Regions from separate parts of the Homo sapiens genome. Here regions 1 and 3 are each linked to region 2. A link is an interaction called in ENCODE POLR2A ChIA-PET data of the cell type or tissue named here. Cell type or tissue: PC-9. All regions are shown on one strand.

Region 1 (2,500 bases), 100 kb before region 2:
ACTGCAGCCTCGAAGTTACAGTGAGCTATGATCAGGCCACGCTGCACTCCAGCCTGGGTGACACACTGAGTACTCTGTCTCTAAATAAATAAATAAAAGGTTTCTTTACTAATTATACGAAGCCTTTTGATCTCTGAAATGCTTGTTACCCAGTCACGTGACTAAATGATGTGATGAATGATGTGACTCAATGAATGTAATGTGGTAAATATGACATGTAAACTTTTTAAAAGAAAAGCCATACACAGGCCTGGCGAGGTGGCTCATGCCTGTAATCCCAGCGCTTTGGGAAGCCGATGCGGGTGGATCACTTGAGGTCAGGAGTTCAACACCAGCCTGGCCAACATGGTGAAACCTCATCTCTACTAAAAATACAAAAATTGGCCAGGCGTGATGGCGCATGCCCGTAGTCCCAGCTACTCAGGAGGCTGAGGCAAGAGAATCACTTGAACCCCGGAGGCGGGGGTTGCAGTGAGGCGAGATTATGCCACTGCACTCCAGCCTAGGTGACAGAGCAAGACTCTGTCTCAAAAAAAAAAAAAAAAGAAAAGCCATACATATGAATTTTCGTTATATTTATAACCAATCTGCTGACTCGATGAAATATTTAGTAGAGCTGTAAATGGAAATTAGAATTTTTAAAAATACTGAGGGCCAGGCGTGGTGGCTCACACCTATAATCCCAGCACTTTGGGAGGCCAAGGCAGGAGAACCACTTGAGCCCAGGAATTTGAGATCATCCTGGGCAACATAGCAAGACCTGTGTCTACAAAAAAAATTTTTTTTTTAATTACCTACAGGCGGCCAGGCACAGTGGCTCATGCCTGTAATCCCAGCACTTTGGGAGGCCGAGGTGGGCAGATCACAAGGTCCGCAGATAGAGACCATCCTGGCTAACACGGTGAAACCCTGTCTCTACTAAAAATACAAAAATGGAGCTAGGCGTGGTGGCGGGAGCCTGTAGCCCCAGCTACTCGGGAGGCTGAGGCAGGAGAATGGCATGCAACTGGGAGGCAGAGCTTGCAGTAAGCTGAGATCACACCACTGCACTTCGGCCTGGGCGACAGAGCGAGACTCTGTCTCCAAAAAAAAATAAAAAATAAAAGAAAGAAAGAAAATTACCCACAGGCCAGGCATTGTGGCTCATGCCTGTAATCCCAGCACTTTGGGAGGCCAAGGTGGGCAGATCACTTGAGCGCAGGAGTTTGAGATCAGCCTGGGCAACATGGCAAAACCCTTTCTCTACTAAAAATACAAAAAATTAGCCAGGTGTGGTTTTACATGCCTGCAGTCCCAGCTACTAGGGAGGCTGAGGCAGGAGGATCACTTGAGCCTGGGATGTGGAGGTTGCAGTGAGCTGAGATTGCCCCACTGCACTCCATTCTGGATGATAGAGTGTAACCCCGTCTCAAAAAAAAAAAAATTACCCAGGGGCCCTTCTAGCTCTAGCTACAGGTAGGCTGAGTCAGGAAGATAAGGAAGTTGGGAAGATCAGAAAGATCACTTGATCCCTGGCAGTCTGAGGCTGCCATGAGTCATGATTGTGCCACTGTACTCGAGCCTGGGCAACAGAAATGAGACCTTGTCACTAAAAAAAAATTACAAAACGGAAATAAGCAAATGTTCAGTGTAACATGTATTCCATTCTATACTACATTTTGTTCATTCATGCACTGAAGGGCATTTAGACTGAATATGAGGTGTACACGTTTTTGTTTGAGCATTTCTTCTTTTTGACGGAGTTTCATTCTTGTTGCCCAGGCTGGAGTGCAATGGCACCATCTCAGCTCACCATAAACTCTGCCTCCCAGGTTCAAGTGATTCTCCTGCCTCAGCCTCCCGAGTAGTTGGGATTCAGGCACCCACCACCAAGCCCGGCTAATTTTTATAGTTTTAGTAGAGACGGGGTTTCACCATATTGGCCAAGCTGGTCTCAAACTCCTGACCAGAGGTAATCCGCCCGCCTTGGCCTCCCAAAGTGCTGGGATTACGGGCGTGAGCCACCGCGCCTGGCCCTTAAACACTTTTTCAATTTTTTGGGACATATCCTTAGAAGCGGAATTGCTGAATCATATGATGATTTTATCTTTAACTTGTTCAGGAACCTCAAACTGTTTCCCACAGCAGCTGTACCATTTTACATTCCCTCCAGCAATGTATCAGAGTTCTAACTTCCTTACATCCTCACCAATACTTTTTTTTTTTTTTTTTTAGGAAATGGCTGTCCTACTGGCCATGAAGTGGTATCTCACTGCAGTTTCAATTTGCACTTCTCTAACGATTCATGATGCTGATCATCTTTTCATGTGCTTGTTGGCACCTGCCACTCTTTGGAATGTCTATTCAAGTCCTATGTCCATTTTTTTTTTTTTTTTTTGGTCTTGGCTTCTTCACAGGACAAGTTCTACCATGCCCATTTTCTGAGTTGTCTTTTCATTGAGTTGTAAAAGTTCTTTCTATATTGTGCTACTAGAATGTCTTAGTCCATTTGGGCTGCTCT
Region 2 (2,500 bases):
CGTGATTCATGTTTATAAGGACCCCACACAGTTGGGAATGCAGTTCTTGCCATTTTACAGATGAGGAAAATGAGGCACAGAGAGGGTAAGTAACTTGCCTAATATCACACAGTGGAATTCAAACCCAAGCAATCTGAGTCTAGAGTCACCCTCATGATCTGCCTTCCAACTGACTGCTTTAGATGAGAGGATAACTGATGTGAGCGAGCAGTAAACAATAGTGATCCTTCTACTTATTACAGTGCTGTCTGGAATTTAGAAAACCCTGAAATCATTTAAATACTAAGCAGTGAGGAATTGGTTAAACAAAATAAAATAGAGCATTATTTATTAAAATTATTGAATAACTGATAATTATCAAATTACTGAAACTGATCAATTTTTAATAACATGAGAAGCTGTTTTTATTTATAACGAGGGGAAAAAAATGATAGTAAGTGACCTAGGTAAGCTCGAATGTCCTCTTGAGTTTTTCATTTCCCCACTAACACATCCCTTGTTACTAAGCCTAGCTTGTTCTGTCTTGTATGGGCAAGAAATCAGTATTTTTGAATCCCAGGCATAAAAAACATTATATAAAAGCAAAGTCATCTTACCAAAATCTCTTTTATTGCAATTCTCATCACTTTTTCAGTCTCGTTTATTTCCAGAGGTCTGGCAATGGCTTCTGTTCTCATTTCCTAGGAAACAGTAAAATCATTTACGTATATTTTCAGAAAAGGAGTTCTCAAAACCAGTATTCCTAGATCTAGATGTGCCTTATAGACTGATTCTCCGAAGTTTATTGCCATGTGGATCTCTGATGCAAAAACACTGCCACCATCACCTCCTATAATGTCTTCCATTATCTGAGTGCCTACCCAGCTCTCTCCAGAGCTCAAGGTCCTCCTTTTCAGCCAGAGGCCTAGGTGACCCCAACTCTATGAGCAAAACTGAACTTAGCATCCATTATCTTTTCTCCCAAATTTGCTGCTGCTTCTTTTTTTTTTTTTTAAATAGAGATAGGGTCTCACTATGTTGCTCAAACTCCTAGGCTCAAGTGATCCACGTTCCTTGGTCTCCCACAGTGCTAGGATCACAGGCATGAGTCACTATGCCCAGCCCCAATTTGCTTCTTTACCTGCATTCTGTCCAGGTGACTCCCAAACTAAGCATCTTTCTTAGCATGAAGTCCCTCTCAGTTGCCTATCACTAACAAACGCAACCGATAAGAACAGTGACCATGGCCCTGCCCCTAGCATGAACCATTAACCTATCAAGGGAGACATCTGTGACTATCATATCAGTGCTGAAAACTTCTGAGACATGGGATTGTAATGTGGATATAGTTATGAGGTTTACTATAGACAATGTTTGTGTGACCCCAAAATTCCTATGTTGAAACTCGAAACCACAATGTGATGATGTTAGGAGGTGATTAGCTCCTAAGAGAAACCCTGGGGAGATCCCTCACCCCTGCTGCCATGTGAGGACTCAGCAACAAGGCACCATCTGTGGGGAACAAGCCCTCGCCAGACACTGAAGCTGCTAGTGCTTTCATCTAGAACTTCCCAATCTCCAGAACTGTGAGAAACAAATCTGTTATTTATAAGTCACTCAGCTTATTGTGTTTTGGGACGGCAGCCTGAACAAAGTAAGACAAGGTTCCTGAAGCACTGTGTCAAAACTCGTCTTGTGCTTCCTTTCATCCACGGTGCACCTGGTGGGAATGGCTGAGGGCAGGGTGAGGACTTAGTCAAGGAGGCAGAGCTCAGTGCCTTGCCTGTGGCTGAGGCTGCACCTCAGTAAATGTTTACTGAATGAAAGAAAAACAAACACTGGATAGGCGCTCTTCCTCGGATCATGACTACACACAGAATTTGACAAGTACTACATTCAGGGTCTCATGGTTTCCTTGGGAACAGTTTCAGCCACTGGTTACTTCATCATTCTTTACAGGATGGTGTTGAAAGAGACCCCGTGGGATGGAAATGAAGTCTCACAATGATGCCACAGCTCTAGTGGCAATCAGCAAGTGGCCAGCTCCTGTCTCTGAGTCTCTTAGGGACATGTACAGACATATGTACACCACTGCACTACAAACAGAACAGGGGAAAGCCTGGAGGTACCTTACTCATCATCTGAATTAGCTAGCAGATGTCAGTGGCAGTTTCATTCTGCCAACCACACTTCATCAGGTGGCAACTGCCGGGTCAATATATGATGAGCAGACATAGCAATCTAGCACCTAAGTCCCTCTTCCCCAGACTTCCACTTCCAGTTTGCTCCCAGGGTATGCCAGAACACAGGCAAGGCAGTGAGAGAGAGAAGCCATGGCTGGCACTCTTGCTAGGAAGTGAATGAAAGAAATTCATTTAGTTTTAAAGCATTAGATTGAGCACATATGCTTCAAATGCCATAAATCTTTACAGGTAAGGATTAAACACTACTCCACTCTAGGCCAGACGCAGTGGCTCATGCCTGTAATCCCAGCACTTTGGGAGGCCGAGGAAGGCGAATC
Region 3 (2,500 bases), 130 kb before region 2:
GATCTCACTGTGCTGCCCAGGCTGCTTTCCAACTCCTGGGTTCAAGTGATTCTCCTGCCTTGGCTTCCCAAAGTGCTGGGATTACAGGTGTGAGCTACAACACCTGGCCTTATATTTTACAGTCACATACTATTAATAAAATATTGAAAGATGAAGTGGTACAGTACCTGGGATTTGCTTCAAAATGCCAGCCCTGAGGCTGGGTAATGAGTACACGAAGATGTGTAATACTAGTTTTGAATATGCTGAAATTTTCTGGCTGCGTGTGGTGCCTCATGCCTGTAATCCCAGCACTTTGGCAGGCCACAGTGGGAGGACTGCTAGAGCTTAGAAGTTCAAAACCAGTCTAGGTAACATGGCAAGAACCTGTCTCTACAAAAAATTAAAAAGTTAGCCAGGCATGGAGGCACACATCTGTAGTCCCAGCTACTCAGGAGGCTGAGGTAGGAGGATTGTGTGAGCCTGGAAGGTAAAAGCTGTAATGGGCCATGACTGCACCACTGCACTCCAGCCTGGGTGACAGAGCTACTAGACCTTGTCTCAAAAAGAAAAAAAAAAAAAAAAAAAATCCCATGATTAGTTCTTACAATTCTACAAATCAAAAGCTTTTAAAGCAATACTGCCAGATGTGATCCAACATCCAAAAATAAGGTAACCATTAGTTAATGTTAAAAATGAAACCACACACAAAAAATTAAATGCCCAGGTTTCCATCTTAGAAACACCGTCTGGTCACGCCTGCTTAGGAAACACTCCCCTGCTGTCCTCTGAAGCAGGGGCTTTGTCTCACACTTCAGCTGTGGCTGGGACATCTCCCCTCAGACAGGTCTGATGGGCATCGGGCATCAGGCATCATAAACTTGCTGCAGCCACAATGGCCCCAGATTATTTCCTTGGCCTTCCCTGCTCATGTCTATAGTGCCACCACCATCCAGGTGCTAGAATACCTGAGATCATCCTAGGCCCCGCTCCCCCTCAGCCCCGCCCGCACCATGCACCCTGAGCCTGCACGTCCTCCAGATTCTGCAGCCTCCATACCACCCGTCATCACTGCCTCTCCCTTTGGCTGCCCTGCTTCCAGGTACATGTCCCAGCCGTCCCCACAGCTCTCAGAACATCTCGCAAATGTGTAATTAGATCTCTTTATTCCCCTACTTAAAATCTGTCACCAGTTTCTCATTGTCCCTAACACGAAATCCAATGCTTTCCATGACCTACGTGATTCTAAGCTCTGAGCCTTCCGCTCTGCCTGCAGAGCTGGGGCCTTCTTGTCATTCCAGTTTCAGCTTAAATGTCACCTTTTCAGAGGACATCCTCTCCCCACCCAACCCCTACACCCGCCATGGCCCCAGGTTCATCTCTGCCGGCCCATATGACTCATTTGCTCTGGTGTGTTTACTCAGGCACCTGTTTACCCTCGTTTATGGCCGGCTTATTTATGGCTGGCTTCCAGGAACACAAGCTCCAGGAAGCGGTGGCCAAGAAAGTAGTGGTCTTTCTTGCCCATGAAAATATTACTGGAGCAGAGGAGGCGCTCCACAGCCAGCCACTGGACACAGCTGAGCCACAAGCCCACCTCCTACCCAGCAGCTCCAGGTTCCCCGCAGACCCCCCCCAGAGAAAAACCTTGAGAACCCAGCACAGTGGACACTGCAGGGCATCCAGGTGGCACTTGGACACTCTGGGCACTGGGCTTGAGCTGACAGGAAGCTCCCAGGGTTGCAGTGGCTCCCACAGCCCTACAAGACCTATCTGCCCTCGGCTGGCTCTACTCGGCTGGCTCTACTCGGGGTTCTTTCTCTCCTCTCCCTTGGGAGGTGTTTGCTGGCCCCAGGGACAGAGCATCTTAGAGGACAAAGGGCTACTATCCTGTACTCAGGTAAAAGGCCAGTGTCTTTGCCGTGACAGTGTTTTAACCCCATGTCCCACAACCTGAGCAGGATGCAGTCATCACAGCCCAGTGCACTGCCCTTGGTCTGCGCCCCAGCCTGGTTGCGCCATCCCTCATGAATTAATTTCTGTTTATAATAAAGAAAGTGTTAACCCAGGATGGGAAATTTCTCAGATCACCACACATCAGAATCACAAAGACTTACAACAGCTGCACAGTCACGCTCAGCAGGCAGCAGGCAGCAGACCGCCCCTTCCCCAACCCGGCCTGCTATGGAATGTCAGCACTCGCCTTCTGCCTTCCACGAGGTGTGGGCCTGAACCACGGCATGTTGGCTCAGCCTCCGCCGGCTGCCCCGTCCCTCCCCACACGCTCCCAGTGCTGCCGCTTTCTGCATTCTGCTTTGAGGAGAGATGCAAATGAAAAGAAGTTTGTCTAAAAAGCCACTTTCTCACCAGGGAGGTTAGCACACCCGCAGCCTGAGTCCCTGAGGACAATGAGAACTCATATTCCCAATGAGGATTTAAACAAAGCCACAAGGCGAACTGCAACTGGACTCCAGTGTGCTGATGTTTCCAACAAGGGTCGCAATGAAAAGTAATCCCCCAA

What was found. Peaks named below come from ENCODE experiments on the same cell type or tissue, not always from the same donor. Only the 100,000 strongest peaks of a DNase experiment are listed, where the experiment ranks them.
Region 1: POLR2A ChIA-PET joins it to region 2 with 38 read pairs; 4 of 35 experiments call an interaction of 5 or more read pairs at or near these places.
Region 3: POLR2A ChIA-PET joins it to region 2 with 11 read pairs; 3 of 35 experiments call an interaction of 5 or more read pairs at or near these places.

The regions. Positions count from the first base shown.
Region 1 is chr16:3,617,963-3,620,462 of GRCh38, reverse strand. It overlaps a transcript of DNASE1 not described here. Among named protein-coding and RNA genes, the nearest start is that of SLX4, 7.6 kb to the right of the region's middle. In PC-9, no CTCF peak of the experiment used is centred here; a DNase peak (open chromatin) is centred at 1,512; H3K27ac peaks cover 1,420 bases.
Region 2 is chr16:3,513,688-3,516,187 of GRCh38, reverse strand. It overlaps CLUAP1 (clusterin associated protein 1), which reads right to left. Exons shown (of 12, transcript NM_015041.3): 6 at 597-680. Among named protein-coding and RNA genes, the nearest start is that of CLUAP1, 14 kb to the right of the region's middle. In PC-9, no CTCF peak of the experiment used is centred here; DNase peaks (open chromatin) are centred at 1,287 and 1,807; H3K27ac peaks cover 1,523 bases.
Region 3 is chr16:3,645,331-3,647,830 of GRCh38, reverse strand. It overlaps a transcript of DNASE1 not described here. Among named protein-coding and RNA genes, the nearest start is that of DNASE1, 8.1 kb to the left of the region's middle. RefSeq lists enhancers at 1,288-2,041, 2,042-2,500. In PC-9, no CTCF peak of the experiment used is centred here; a DNase peak (open chromatin) is centred at 1,350; H3K4me3 peaks cover 377 bases; H3K27ac peaks cover 1,145 bases.